Linked DNA regions of Homo sapiens: region 2 is linked to region 1. Evidence: chromatin loops called from intact Hi-C (ENCODE). Cell type or tissue: gastrocnemius medialis. All regions are shown on one strand.

The links. A loop is a pair of places that touch in the nucleus more often than their neighbours do. Peaks named below come from ENCODE experiments on the same cell type or tissue, not always from the same donor. Only the 100,000 strongest peaks of a DNase experiment are listed, where the experiment ranks them.
Region 2: a loop joins it to region 1, with 8 times the contacts of the local background. A loop is called at or near these places in 8 of 110 quality-filtered maps.

What each region holds. Positions count from the first base shown.
Region 1 is chr15:42,646,551-42,654,550 of GRCh38, forward strand. It overlaps STARD9 (StAR related lipid transfer domain containing 9), which reads left to right. Exons shown (of 33, transcript NM_020759.3): 8 at 4,466-4,535; 9 at 5,970-6,042. Among named protein-coding and RNA genes, the nearest start is that of STARD9, 75 kb to the left of the region's middle. In gastrocnemius medialis, a CTCF peak has its summit at 4,105 (motif pointing left); a DNase peak (open chromatin) is centred at 4,011; H3K27ac peaks cover 219 bases.
Region 2 is chr15:42,063,113-42,071,112 of GRCh38, forward strand. It overlaps PLA2G4D (phospholipase A2 group IVD), which reads right to left. Exons shown (of 20, transcript NM_178034.4): 18 at 7,605-7,771; 19 at 6,797-6,983; 20 at 3,897-5,829. The coding sequence ends at 5,603. Among named protein-coding and RNA genes, the nearest start is that of PLA2G4D, 27 kb to the right of the region's middle. In gastrocnemius medialis, a CTCF peak has its summit at 3,565 (motif pointing right); a DNase peak (open chromatin) is centred at 3,639.

The sequences.
Region 1 (8,000 bases):
CCTTCATAGCATTGAAGGGAATCAGGGCTTTGCTCTGGATTAGTCTCTGGCTTAGGAGAATGTTGTGATGGTTTGATCTTCTAACCATACTGTAAAAACTTTCTTCATATCAGCAAGAAGGCTGTTTTGTTTTCTTATCGTTCATGTGTTCACGGAGTAGCACTTTTAATTTCCTTCAAGAACTTTTCCTTTGCATTCACAGCCTGGCCAACTGTTGGGCGCAAGAGGCCTAGCTTTCAGCCTTTCTTGGCTTTCGACATGCCTTCCTTGCTAAACTTCAGCGTTTCTAGCTTTTGATTTAAAATGAGAGACTCTTTCACTTGGACACTTAAAGGCCATTGTAGGGTTATTGGCCTCATTTCAATATTGTTGTGTCTCAGGGAATAGGGAGGCCTGAGTAGAGGGAGAAAGGTAGGGGAAAGGTTGGCTGGTGGAGCAGTCAGAACATATACATTTATCAATTAAGTTCGCTTTTCTATACGATTCTTGGTGTACCAACACAATTATAATAGTAACATCAAAGATTACTGGTCACAGATCATCATAACAGATATAATAATAATGAAAAAGCTTCAAATATGTATAGCACAGTTTGATTTGTAGCCTAGCACATTGGCCAGTTTTTGTAAATTTTCCATGTATGCTTGAAGAGAATATGTATTATACAATTGTTGGGCATAGTGTTTATATATTACTATTTATCAGGTTTGATACTTGTTCAAATCTTCTGTACCCCTATTGATTTTATTTTTCCACTTGTTTTAACAGATACTAAGAAATGCAAGTTAAACTTTCCTACTATGAGTATGGATGCCTTTTTCTCCTTTTAATTCTGCCAATTTTTGTTTTATATATTTTGAGGCTTTATTATTACATGCATACAAAATTAGAATTGTTAAAACTTCCTGGTTCATTGAACACTTTTTTCATTGTGAAGGATTTTTCTTTATCTCTAATAATGCTTTTACTTTAAAGTCTACTTTGTCAGGCATTAACGAAACTAGCTTTCTTTGTGTTATTGTTTGTATTTTTATCTTCTTTTCTACTTTTACTTTCAGTTTTCTATGTATGTTTCAGATGTGTTTTTTATTTTAAAAAATTTTCCTTTTGCTTTGTTTTACCTTTGTTTCATCACAGTTTTGGTCTTTTAATTTGGTATTGTGGTCTGCTTGTATTTAATGTAATCACTGATTTTATTTGGGTTTAAATCTGTTATTTTGTGTTTTCTCTTTACTTTTCCTGTTTTATGTTCCTTTTTCGTTACTTTGTCTTTTGGTTTGATAACTTTAAAAAATTATTCCATATTCCTTCTCCACTAGCTTATTATTTACACATTGTCTTACTATTTTGGTGGTTACTCCAGAGATTACAACATAGACCATTGATTTATCAAAGTCTAATATTTACTGGTTGTTCTGCTTCTTCCCAGACAATAAACCTTTTGGACCTTATAAGACTTGAACTCAGTTTGTCCCTTCTTGACTTAAATGCCATTTTTAGGGCTCTTAATTTTTAAAGAATATCCTACCTTTTATCTCTGAGTGCCTTCTACTTCAAGAATAATCTTGTTTTCCCTCTAGTGTGGATCTGCTATTGACAAGTTCTCTTTTGGCTTTTTGTTTGTTTGTTTGAGATGGAGTCTTGCTCTGTCACCCAGGTTAGAGTGCAGTGGCGCGATCTCGGCTCACTGCAACCTCCGCCTCCTGGGTTTGAGCAATTCTCCTGCCTCAGCTTCCCGAGTAGCTGGGATTACAGGCACATGCTACCGTGCCCAGCTAATTTTTGTACTCTTAGTAGAGATGGGGTTTCACCATGTTGGCCAGGCTGATCTTGAACTCCTGACCGAAAGTAATCCACTGGCCTCGGCCTCCCAAAGTGCTGGGATTACAGGCATGAGCCCCCATACCCAGCCTGCTTTTCTTGTTCTTGAAGGTAAAGTTCACTGAGTACAGAATTTTAAATTGATGGTTATTTTCTTTTAGTCATTAAAAATTATACCATTCTCTTCTGCTTTCCACTGTTTTTGCTGAGAAGTCATCTCCTAGTCTAATTTTTTCAATATTTTTACTTTTGTCTTTGAACAGTTTATTATGGTCTACTTATGGGTAGATTTAGGTTTTTAAAAAATCATGCTGGGATTCTTGAATTGTGCTTTTGTATCTTCTTATCAGTTTTGGAAAGTTCTTAGCCATTACCTTTCCCTTTTTTCCCCCCTTCCCTCCACTACCATTACCTCTTATAATAATCCTTCTATCCCATTCTTTCCTCTTCTTTTGGGACTCTAATTACAGGTATGTTAAGGCCTATTGCCTGTATACTCTGTGAGTCTTACCATTTCTTCTATATTTAATTAATTAATTTATTTATTAGACATGAAGTCTTGCTAATGTTGCCCAGACTGGTTTTGGACTCCTGGGCTCAAGGGATCCTCCTGCCTCAGCCTCCCAAGTAGCTGAGATTACAGGTGTGCACACCTAGCCTCCATTTTTTTTTCTTTGAGATGGAGCCTCGCTGTGTTGCCCAGGCTGGAGTGCAATGGCGCAATCTCAGCTCACTGCAACCTCCACCTCCTGGGTTCAAGCGATTCTCTTGCCTTAGCCTCCCGAGTAGCTGGGATTACAGTCGCGCACCACCACAGCCGGCTGATTTTTGTATTTTCATGAGAGACGGGGTTTTACCACGTTGGTCAGGCTGGTCTTGAACTCCTGACCTCATGATCCACCCGCCTCAGCCTCCCAAAGTGTTGGGATTACAGGCGTGAGCCACTGCACCCGGCTCCCTCCATATTTTTAATCTTTTGTCTCTCTGTGCTAAATTTTGAGTATGTTTCTGATCTATCTTCCTGCTCACTCATTCTTTCTTCAGCTATGTCTAACCTGCTATTAAACTTTATATTGAGTTTTTATTTTCACTTACAGTATTATTTCTCAGATATCCATTTTATTATTTCATTATAGTTTCCAAGTTTACAATCTTGTCTTTAAACTCCTTGAAAATATTAAGCAGAGTTACTTTTTTTTTTTTTTGAAACGAAGTTTTGCTCTTATCGCCCAGGCTGGGGTGCAATGGTGAGATCTTAGCTCACTGCAACCTCTGCCTCCTAGGTCCAAGTGATTCTCCTGCCCCAGCCTCCTGAGTAGCTTGGACTATAGGCTCCCGCTACCATGTCCAGCTAATTTTTTGTATTTTTAGTCGAGGTGGGGTTTCACCATCTTGGCCAGGCTGGTCTTGGAACTCCTGACCTCATGATCTACCTGCCTTGGGCTCCCAAAGTAGTACTGGGATTACAGGCATGAGGCACCGAGCCTGGCCTTTTTTTTTTTTTTTTTTTTTGAGATGGAGTTTCGCTCTTGTTGCCGAGGCTGGAGTGCAATGGCGCGATCTCGACTCTCCACAACCTCCGCCTCCCAGGTTCAAGGGATTCTCCTGTCTCAGCCTCCCGAGTAGCTGGGATTACAGGCATGCACCAACACACCCAGCTAATTTTGCATTTTTAGCAGAGACAGGGTTTCTCCATGTTCGCCAGGCTAGTCTCAAACTCCTGACCTCAGGCCCGCCCGCCTCGGCCTCCCAAAGTGCTGGGATTACAGGCATGAACCACAGTGCCCAGCCTTCAGGGTTACTTTTAAGTCGGCCTGGTAGCTTCAGTATCTGGGTCTTTCTTGGATTGCTTTCTATTGACTATTATTTTTGTTGGTTTCATTTATGTTACTTTGTTATTTTGGGTGTAATTGTATTTAGCAATAAGCCCATGAAGTTACTTTGTTTTTGAATCTCTCATACAGAGATTCTCTGGAACAGTTGGGAAGGCCTTTGGGACTTGGTCAGTAACCAGCCATGAAGATTTACTTTCATGCCCGTAGGCTCCTCTTCACCTATCTAAAGCCTCCCCATTCTATAGTGGCTAAATTTAAGTCTCACTTCTTCTGTGGAACCTGTCCTGACCACGCCTCTGATCTCCTCATCATGTATCATCTTTCCAACTCCTGTGGCACTTGGCCATATTGTCTTGTGTAGTGTAACTTACCATGATTGTAAACTGTGGGAGGACAGAGATGAGTGTACTGTGTATTTTGTATGCCAAACCGAGTCTGCCACCTTGTGGGGAAAACAACACTGGCCTACCTCAGGGACTTTGTGAGGGCCAAATGAGAACAGTTCTTATAACCTATATAGCAGAACTGTAAGGAATTATAGTTGTTGTTAGCATATGGTCTATATGACTTATAGACCATAATCTCTGTGAGGACAGAGACCTATATTCCTAGAGTCTATCATATACCTGACAAGAGGTTTCCAATAAATATTTCTTGATTTAATTTATTATCTGAATGAATTTGGCCAGATTCCCTCATTTTTGTCTATTAAACAATATGAAATAGGAATGATAAAGACTTACAAGAAAAGGTTAAAGTTTACCAAAAATCTCATTTAATTTCTTTTTTCCGTTTCACAAATCCGATAGGTTTATCTCAACATGTAGTTACCAATTATAAGCAAGTAATCCAACTCTTGGAGGAGGGAATTGCAAACAGGTAACAGGTTTGTTTGTTTCTGTCATTCTTTTATCCTCACACTCCTATCCTGTGTTCCCATTTCCCTTTGGGGAGTGTATAATGACACTTAAAATTGTCTCTGTGTGTAGAGATGTTCACAACCAGGAGGCTCTTCCCAGAACAATAGTGTTCACAGGGTAAGGGGTGGTGACTAAGATTTAGTCTCTTCTCACTAGTAATGAAGCTGGAATCTGTTCTGGACATAATAATATTAGGCAGTAAGCCCAAGGAAGTTACTCTATATTTTGTTTAGAGCTTCTAAATTTGGAAGAAAGGGTTCTTACCTGCATTGTCCTCTCCTCAGGTTTGATAGATATAAGGATGAATATAGTGTAAAAGGTTCATAAAAACATTTTTTTCTAGTTTTGCATACTTATAAGGTAGCCCCTCAAAAGACTGTTTTGAATCTGCTATGAATAACTAGGTGCTGTAGATTCCCCTAAAAGCTATTGTAAATTGTAATAACATTTCATGTTGTAAGTTACTATGAAATACCTAGAATATTACTAGTAAATGTCCCTAAAAAAGGCTTTTTTTTTCTGGGGTAAAAAGGTCTTTAGAGCCTTCTATTTATCCTGTTAATAGCAGGACCAAGTTAATTGAACATAAAGGAAGAAATTTAAATTTAACATTCTCCTGAGCTTCATGGAACTCTCCTGGAGACACTTACTTCTGGTCTTCAGGGTACCCTGAGCTCCATGATTTTTCAGTGTCAGGCTTGAATCATGAGACTAGCCTCTAGATTTTGGCCCTTTTCTTCAATTCTCCAGATCCTCTGAGAACAGAGCTCAGTGAGATGCTCTTAGATAAAGGAAAACCTCTCCTGACTTTAAGGGTTAACACTGTAATGGATTTCTAAGGGAGACTGTGAATTCCGCCTGGCTTAAGCATGATATTGATGTGATTTAAGATCTCATTTCCAAGATCTTTCTGACACTGTAGAATTAATATTCTGTGTTTAATCAAAACTTACCTTCTCTGTCTTTGAGGTATCTTCTCTAGCAAGCTTTCTACATCCACTTGTCTTATTAAAATGACTCCAAGAATAAAATAAAATAAAGTGAAAGAATAAAATAAAATGGGTCTATCTTGGGCATGTTCTTCCAGGATGATGACGCTCTAGTCTTCATTTCCCTTTTCACTTGAATTTTTGCTTCTATTGCTTAAAAAAAAAAAGTTTCAGTGTAGTTTAGTATGAAGCTACACTCCGTTTTATGCTCAGATATCAGCACCTAGAGTGCTGCTTCTGCCCTCTTTGGACTATTCTCTTCACGATACTGGACTAAATATGTGTGTTTTATGATTCTTGTCGGTGAACCTCAGCACTAACATTTCTTGTATTCTGTATGGATCCTTAAGAATCCACCATGTGTAAACAATCCTCGTCCTAACAGTTTTTCCTTGTATACACAGAATCACAGCAGCCACCCATGTTCATGAGGCCAGCAGCAGATCCCACGCCATTTTCACGATCCACTACACGCAGGTTGGTAACTCCTTATGTTTGGTGAGATTTCTTCCTCTCCTTGTACCTTTAAACCACTTTCTTGTCTTCCTTCCTATTTCTTTTTTTGTTTGTTGGTTTTTGAGACAGGGTCTCAGTCTGTTGCCCAGACTGGAGTGCAGTGGCGCGATCTCGGCTCACCTGAACCTCTGCCTCCCAGGCTCAAACAATTCTCCTGCCTCAGCCTCCCAAATAGCTGGGATTACAGGAGACGCCACCATGCCCGGCTAATTATTTTTTAATTTTTAGTAAAGACGGGGTTTCACCATGTTGGCCAGACTGGTCTCAAACTCCTGACCTCAGATGATCCACCTGGCTCGGCCTGCCTAAGTGCTGGCATTACAGATGGGAGCCATCGTTCCCGGCCCTGTTTCTTTTCCTTTCCTCCTACTCTCATATTTATAGGTCCTCTGATAGAACCTAATATTGTAAACCGGATTTACACACAATCCGTTAAGCTATACACCTAGAATGGGTAGAAGCATTTTATAAAGACTAATCAAAATATCTTCTGCTTATATTTATTTTTAACATTTTAAAACGCTTTCACATCGGTGTGATCAGTATGGACATTTAAAACAAAAGGTTGAAAAGAAAATAAGCATTAAAATGAAATATTAGAAGATTCACTTCCATTGTGATGGATTGAGGAGGTCAAGTCATATCCCCAAAAAGCAACTATAAAGCTGGACAAAATCCTTTCTGTGGTCTGAAAATAGATTAAAGGAATGTAACAAAGTGAGAAGTACCACACCCAAAATAAAATGATGACTAAAAACTTCCTAAATTTGTTGAAAATCATTTATAGATCTAAGAAGCTCAAAGGACTCCAAGTAAAATAAACACAAAGAGATCCACACCTAGACACATCATAGTTAAACTGTTGAAAGACAAAGAGAAAATCTTAAAAACAGCTAGAGAAAAGTGACTTATACAGTAGAACAATTACGTGATGAATGGCTGACTTCTCATCAGAAGCATTGAACCCTTAGAAGTCAGGGGGCTGAGATAATATAAAAAACTGGCAATAAGAACATTCCCAGATTGGAAAAATAAAAAGTAGAATTTATTGCCAGCAGACTTACCTGACAAGAAAACTAAATGAAATCTTCTAGGCTGAAAGAAAGTGATATTAGAAAGTATCTTAAATCTATAGGAGACAGTGAAATATCTGGGAATGATAAATGTGTGAGTAAATATAAAAAAAACCTACATTCTTTCTCGTTTCTTCTCCTAATGTCAATAAAAGAATAAGATTACATAAAACCACAATTGTAACAATGCATTTTTGTACATTGTCATATATGAAAATAACAGCACAAGGGAAATGAAAGGAGATATATTTAAGTAGAGTTACTATATTTTACAGGAATTAAGTTAGTATTATTTTAAAGTAGATCATAAATAAAGATATGTATTGTAATCTGTAGAGCAAGTACTAAGAAAATAGCTCAAAAATACAATTTTAAAAATCAACATTTCTTCTGCCTCCTCTGGGCAGAAAAAACAACAGAAATTAAAATGGTACATATTAATAAAAATACCTAACAGTTAAAGGCAGTGGAGGAAGAACAGAGGAACAAAGGAGATATGAGACACAGAAAAAAGAAAAATCAGACATGGATGGTTCTGAGCACATCAATAATTATTAAATACATTAAGTGTGAATTGCCTAAGGTACAAATTTTCAGATTGCATAAAAGCAAGACCCAACTACATGCTGTCTATAAGAAACACACCTTAGAATCACAGACACAGGTTGAAAGTAAAAGGATGGAAAAAGATATACCATAATAATAGTAACCATAAGTCCTAGCTAGAGTAATGAGACAAGAGAAAGAAATAAAGGGCATCCAGATCAGTAAAGAGGAAGTCAAACTGTTGCTGTTCGCTGACAACATGATTGTATACCTAGAAAACCCTAAAGACTTATCCAAAGA
Region 2 (8,000 bases), 580 kb before region 1:
TCTTCATCATTGATGAGTATGGCAGAGCTAAAGGTCCCTGAGATTCCATCTGACCTTGACCTCTGATTGTGTGGGCTCTGGCTGCCCTGTCACCCTCTTCCTTGCCACTCCTGTGCCCTTTAACATCATAGCTTGTCCAGTCCTCCAGATCTTTCCACTATAATGTCGAGTGCATACTTCTGGGATCACCTCTGTGAGCTCATTCCTCTTGCTGACAACATGGCTTCTCAGAGGTAGCACACAGGACAACAGCTCCTCAAACCGCACCCTCTGCCAATACTGGGAGCCTCTCCAGAGCGCCTCATCATGCTCGCCACCACCGGCCTTTCAGGCCACAGCCTTCAGAGTCTTCTGTGGATCTCCATCTTCCTTAAGCCCCTGAACCTGCTCTCTTACGGAATTTTGGCCTTTGTTTCCTCCTCTCAGAGTTCTTCTTGCTTGCTCACATCAATGAAGCCAGCTGCCATATTGTGACCACCCCGTGGATAGGCCCATGTGGCAAGGAACGGAGGGTGGCCTAGGGACACATGGCCCACGAGGAGCTGACCCCTGCCAGCAGCCACATGCATGAGCCTGGAGACAGATGCCTCCGCAGCTGAGCCTCGGGGCGAGGTCAGTCCTGGCCAACACCTTGATTGCAGATGGCCAGTTAAGTCATGCCTCAATTCCTGACTCACAGAAACTGATTGAGCTCCAGAAAACCATTGTCAAGAAACAGAGATAGTGGGCATCCTGATCTTGTTCCTTAGCTGTAAGGAAATGAATCTAGGATTTCACTTCACTATTCAGGATGACAGGTTTTGTTTTTTCATCAAATATATACTGTATTTGTCAATGCTCTGCAGAGAAACAGAACCGAGAAAGAGAGAGAGAGAGAGAGAGAGAGTGTGTGTGTGTGTGTGTGTGTGTGTGTGTGTGTGTGAGTGAAGCGAGAGAGAGACATTTTGTTTTTGTTTTTGTTTTTTGAAATGGAGTTTTGCTGTTGTCACCCAGGCTAGAGTGCAATGGCGCAATCTCGGCTCACTGCAACCTCCACCTCCCGGGTTCAAGCAATTCTTCTGCCTCAGCCTCCCAAGCTGGGATTACAGGCACACACCACCATGCCCGGCTAATTTTTGTATTTTTAGTAAAGACAGGGTTTCACCATGTTGGCCAGGCTGGTCTTGTACTCCTGACCTCAGGTGACCCACCCACCTTGGCCTCTCAAAGCACTGGGATTATAGGCGTGAGCCACTGCACCCAGCCAAGACATGTATTGTAAGGAATTAGCTCAACGTGGTGGAGGCTTGGTGAGTCCAGAGTCTGATGGGGCAGGTTGACATGCTGGAGACTGAGGGAGGAGTTGTAGTTGGGGTCCAATGGCACTCTGCCAACAGAATTCCTTCTTGCTGCGGGGAGGTCCGTTTTTGTTCTATTAAGGTCTTCAACTGATTGGTTGAGGCCAACCCACATGGTGGAAGATAATCTACTTTACTCAAAATCCACTAATTTATTTATAATTATTATTATTGTTATAGAGACAGGGTCTCACTTTATTGCCTACTCTGGTCTTGAACTCCTGGCTTCACGCGATCCTCTCCCCTCAGCCTCCCAAAGTGCCGAGATTACTGGTTTGAGCCACTGCATTCAGCCCCAAATCCAGCAATTTAAACGCTCACCTCCCTTCACAGAAACACCTAGAATACTTTTAAACCAAATCTCTGGGCACTGTAGCGCAGCCAATTTGACACATAAAATGAACCAGTACAGTTACCCTACATCAGGTTATGCAGATGCCCTAATTTATTAAGAGCTGTTCATAACTTCCGAGTTTGTGTTGAATTTTATCAAGCAATTACTTTTATATTGTTGTTCTCATTTGTTTATACATTGTTTTTAAAAATTGTAAATTTTCTAATATAAAAGCATTCTTGCATAGTGGAGATAAATCCAACTTGATGAGGAAAAGGGAGCATCTCTCAGTTCATCTTGCTCGCCTTTCCCCCGGCCACAGCCTGTGGTGAGCAGAGGGCAGAGCGCCAGCCTTGTCCTGGGACTGGTGACAGACAGCCTGCTGTCTTCCTGTCTCTGAGCTGGCCCCAGGAAGGGCCCACAGGCTGCAGGAAGAGCACTGTGTGATTTACATAGATGCCTTTGTGTGGGGGCCTGACAGCTGCTGGAGTCACGGTCCTCACCCGGGTCAGGGTGGGGCTGAGAGGGCCTCCGGGTGTTTGGGTAGTCAGGGGCTGGGGTGACAGCAGCTAGTGGGGGGCGGGTATATGAGACAGATAAACATCCACACTCACATGCCAGGTGTGGCTTTGAGCCTCAGCCCAGCCCACTCTCCTTGGCTGTCTGGCTGGCTTTATTGAAAGTTCGCCAAATGGAAAGGGTCTTTTTTTTTTTCTACCATGCCGGCTCACTCTCCAGAGCATCCGTGCCGGCAGTTGGCCAAACCCTGAGGTTGGGAGCACAGTCCTCCAGACCACCACATCTTCTGGGACGCCTGACCTCTGCAGCAGAGGTCACCAAACTGTCCAGTCCGAGGGAACAGTCCCCACAAGACTGCCCCAACTTCAGCCACCAGCCGCAAGTTCAGAGTCCCCAGGGCCACCTTCACTTCAGACCAGCTGGCTGCAAATTTGGGGGTGCTTACAACCACCCTCAGCTTCAGTAATTTTCTAGGGTGACTCACAGAACTCAGGAAAGCACTAACCTTATGATTACAGTTTTATGATCATGAAAAGATACAAATTAAAACCAGCCAAAGGAAGAGAGGCTTAGGGCAGAATCTGGGAGGGGTCCAGTTGCAAGCTTCCAGGGAGGTGTCCTCTCTCTTTGGGGTTCTGGACAGCATTGCCTCCTCTGGGCCGCAATGTGTGAGGATACGCACAGGGTGTTGTCCACCAGGAAAGTCTACCTGAGACTTTGGTGCCCAGAGACTTTACTGAGGCTTGATCAGATGCTGCCTGTGTGACCGACCTTTAGTCTCCAAAGCCCCCCAGCAAACAAAGACACTCCTGTCAGACAGGACATTCCAGGACCCAGAGGTCACCTCCCACTAGCCACGGGCAGAGACTGGACCTCTCTTTGGTGAGGTTAATTCTAAACTACGAATAGGGCACGTTACAAAGTCAGTGCCCAAAGACACAGAGAGGTGTGGCTGTCAGAAGCTCCAGTCCTGGATTTGCCACCTTTGAGGTTAGCAAGTTACTTAATCCCTGTGGACGCCTACCAGCCAGAGGCCAGCAGGAACAGCCCAGTAGCCAAACAAATTTGAGTTAACTGGTACCCATTGCACTAAGAAGACTGTATACTAGGAGGCAGTGCAGTCTCAGTAAGTGTGTGTGTGTGTGTGTGTGTGTGTGTGTGTGGTGGGGGGGTGCTTATTGAAGGATTTGGGCGTTTGTAGGGTGACATTACGAAATGTTCAAGGAAGCAAAGTGTTGCTGTGGATTGGGTGCTGTCAGGGAGTGGGGCGAGTCTATAATTGAGGATCTTCACAATTTTTATCCAGGAGGTGGAAGAACGGGAGGGACGAAAAGCCTGGTAGAGAAACCGCAGTCTCTCACGTGAAACAGGAGAGGGCACTGTTTGGCCATTTTTATGGTTTCACAGTGCCCTCATTTTTTGTCCATGCTCAGGCATATTTATGGAGTGGCCTTGATTCTGTCCTGCTGCGTCACGGGGGCGCGGTGACCCTGCCTGACACAGGTGCTCTGTGAAGTTTGTGTGCATCAGGCGGACACCAGGGACCTGCAGACGAGTCACAGGATGCTTTGTTCTGTTCCTTTCCCAACCCTGAGTTTCATCACTGATAACAAGGAGACGGTAATTCTACCTAACACATTAGGCAAATGTGAGAATTAAGGGGAATAATGTAAAATGCCCAGCATAAAATAAAACACAACAGCTAGTCAATTCCCATATCACTGTTAAAAAAATAAGAGTCCATGATAAAGGGAAAAAGTGAAGAATCAAAATAAAGCCAAATGCAGAAGAGGCACAGGGAAGGAAGCTGAGAGAGGACATCAGATGAGGGCAGTCCCTGAGCCAAGGTCTGTCCCGAAGCTCTCACTACAACCCCCACCTGGGGCCAGGTGTGTGTGTGTGTGTATGTGTACACGCACCCTTGCATGAGGGAGGTAAGAAATGTGCTAGCAGCTGGCCGTGGTGGCTCACACCAGTAATCCCAGCACTTTGGGAGGCTGAGGCAGGAGGATTGCTTGAGTTCAGGAGTTCAAGACCAGCCTGGGCAACATGGTGAGACCTCATCTCTACAAAAAACCATTTTTTTAATTTAGCCAAGTATGGTGTTACATGCCTGTAGTCCCAGCTACTTGGGAGGCTGAAGTGGAAGGATCACTTGAGCCCAGGAAGTTGAGGATGCAGTGAGCCAGATTGCACCATTGAACTTGGCCTGGGTGACAGAGTGTGATGAGATTCTGTCTCAAAAAAAAAAAAAAAGAAAGAAAAAGAAAAAGAAATGTGCCAGCAATAAACAAAAAGGTTTATATACCATAATCAAATGGAAACTGCCCCAGGAATGCAAAGTTGGTTTAATATCCAAAAACCAATTAATGCAATAGAGTACATTAATAAAATACACGACAAAACCACATGATCATGCCCATAGACACAGAAAAATCACTTGACAAAACCTAACACCGTTTCATCATAAAACACTCAATAAACTAGAAATAAAAGAGAACTTTCTCAACCTGATAAGGATGTCCAAGAAAAACCCACAGCTAAAATCACACTAAATGGTGAGAGACTTATGCTTTCTTGTCAGAGTCAGGAACAAGACAAGATGTCTGCTCTTGAAACGTGTGTTCATCATTGTACTGCTCAGGGCAATTGGGAAAAATAAATAAAAGGCATTCAGATCAGACAGGAAGAAGTAAAACCATCTCTATTTGGAGATGGCATGATCTGTCTACAGAAAATTCTAAGAAATCCGCAAAAGTATTAGAGCCGGTAAACAACTTCAGCAAGATTGCGGAATACAAGATCAACATTTAAAAATCCATTGTATTTCTATAAAATAGCAATGAATAATCTAAATGAAATTAAGAAAGTAACTCCACTTATCAAAAAGAATAAAATATTTAGGAATAAATTTAAACAAGTACAAGACTTGGATACGGAAAGCAGGAGGACAAAGAGGAGAAGGACAAGGAGAGGAGGAGGTGGAGGAGCAGGAAGAAGATGAGGAGGCAATGTGTTCAGGATGTCTTGTGATTCCCGAGGCCTGAAGCCACCTGTCAGGTCAGGCATCCCCTGTCCTTCCTGTCCCTACTCCTGATCTGCTGCCTCCGGCTTGCACTTCAAATCTATCCTGCTCAGGCATGGAAGTAATTGTGGTGTGAAAGTCTGTCTGGTTGGACCAGCTGTTCTACACACTGGCCTGGCGAAGTTATTTTCAACTCATCTCAAGCCAGCCATGAACGTAAGAGAGAAGTCTGTGTGTGCAGTTCCCTCTGGGCAGTGAGACCAGCTACAGAGGCCACCCAGGCCTGGGAGAGCCCAGAACTCCAACCAGGAAGGCCTGTGGCTGAGCCCAGCTACAGATCAGGTTATGCCCGCAGGCCCTGGAGGGTCCTGCAGCCTCTGAGCAACCTCAGGTCTGTGCCCTTGGAGGCCTCGCCTCTAGAGTCCGGTGCTTCAGCGCGGTCCTCAGGGCCTGCAGGATGGCACCCTGGCTGGTCTGCACGTTGTAGTCACTGAGCCGCAGCAGGCGCTCGAAGTCTTCCTCCTTGTAGGTCATGTTGGACAGGGTGTAGGGGCAGGTGGCCCCGGTGAGATCCACTTGGCCACCCTGGAGCTCTGCGGGGCTGCGCTGGACACCTGCCCAGGGGTAGGAGGGGTGTCAGGAGCAGGACGCCGGGGCTTCTACAGCCTGGCAGCGGCGCACAGGGAGGGCTGCCCCCGCTGGAGGGGCCCCTGCTTTCCTCCCAGCTCTCTGTGTCCTTTGCCCAGGAATGTAAATGTGGGTGGCAGGGTGCTCTTTGGATGGGTACTATTTGGTGGTAGAAAATACAATTTCATATTTCATTGCCTTGTGGCGTGACACCCCTTAGGCTATTCAGGCAGCCCCACATGTCTCTACATCGCTTCGAGGCAAGGTGGAAACAGCCAGAAGGGGGAAGTCAACTGGGTTTGCGAATGGATTCTTAGAACTCACGGTGGAAGCAAGGGGGCAGCGAGAACTTGCTGAGAGATGAAGGTTCTTTAGAATTCTCAGATGTGGGCTGAGCATGTTCAGAGGAAAGCTGGGAGATCTAGAATGATGGTAGGAACTGGAAAGCTGGGAATATCGCACAAAGGCAGCAATGAGTTTTTCCCACCAGAAGGAAATAAAATTCTGACCAGTTGGTGAGAAGAGAAGATAGGAAGGAATGTGATGGGGGTTTAAATTTCGGGAGCCCCTGAGGAGAGGCCCAGCTCCCTGAGAAGGGGCCCAGCCTGGGCTGGGGAAGGATGGTGGAGAGGCCAAGTGAGTCCCCCACAGAGCAGGAGAGCAGAGGAGCCCTGGGCAGCTGGGGGTACTAGGGCAAGTGGAAGGCTGCAGGAGCCCGGCATCATGACAAAGGGGACCCCTGCATAGCGACCCTGCAAACAGAGGGCCTGCAGGGATGTGGGCATCAGCAAGGAGGCCAGGGTGGGCTCCAAGGCCTGAGTGGGCCTGGATGGGCCTAGCCTGAAGCCTTCTCCTGGCAGACTCATTTCCCTTCCCTCTGCTGGGCAGCCGGGGGGCCCAGGGCAGGCCTCTGAGGGGCCAGGCAGCCTGGGTGCTTGGGAGGGGCTGCCTCACCGGGGGCTGAGTGGTCCTTGAAGGAGGCATTGACCAGCGGGAAGTGCAGCAGGATCGGGGCCTCGGGGCAGGCGGGGTCTGAGAAGAGGTGGCATTCCCTTGGCTGGTGCTGGTCCTGAGGGCTGGGTTCCACCCGGGGGAAGGGCAGCCCCCGGGCCCGGCAGTACAGCTCCGTCTGCTGCAGTGCCTGGTGGGGAGAAGGTGGCCCGGAGAGAACCAGCCCGGCCCAGGTCAATGCTGGGCCAGTTCCAGCCCACACCAGCTGCTTCAGTGTCAAGACAACAGCCTGGCTCTGTCCTGTTTGTGGTCGGGCCAAGCTGCAGAGTGACTCGGAGGGAGACCCAGGGGGAGTCCAAGGACTCTGGTGGTCTGCAATGTTGTTTGGTTAAAAGCTCTAGGTGGGGTCAGACCCATCCCCCAGCCCCCCAAAACCCCAATTCTGGATTGCTATTGCTGGACTGTTCAAATCCCAGAGCCGAGAGGAGACCCACATTGGCACAGCGTCTCAGGGGAGGTCTGGGGGATGGACATGGAGATGCTAGGGTCTCCTCTCAGCTCCGTCCAGCTGTTCTTTGGAGTAGGTGTGGGGAGGTCCCTCCCTGTTCACCTGTCCTGGGAGCCCAAGGCCCCTGCACCACCCCAGCCTTCCCACCTAAGGACCCTGGCAGGAGCCAGCAGATCAAGGCCTGACACCTCTCCTTCCCTTCGGGACCCCGGCGGTGTGGGGCAGGGGCTCAGTGGCCCTGCTGCTCGCCTCTGGAGCTTGGCCTGGCTGGGCAGAGGGGTTCCCCTGGGGTGACCAGGGTACCTCGAAGGGCGCAGATAGGGAGTAGTCGAAGGAGAGGATGAGGTCCAGCCTGCGGCCTGGCCGGAACATGGAGGGAGAGCTGGTGTTGATGAAGTAGGCGGCGTCCACCAGGCAGAGCCGGGGCTCCTTGGGGGTCAGCTGGCTGGGCATGGAGTCAAGCTGGTAGTCTGGTGGGAATCGCAGGATGGTCAGAGGCCACCACCCTGCCACAGGTCATCCATGTCCCCTTCTCTCCTCTGGGTCACTCCTTAAATGCCACCCAGCCCTTCCCCAGGACCTTCCAAGGGGATCGTCTCCAGGCCACACCCCAGAAGTGGATGCTGACCTCCTAGGCCTCAGCCAGTCCCTGCCACACCACCCAGAGGCCCAACCTTGTGACCTAGGGACCCCTGGCCA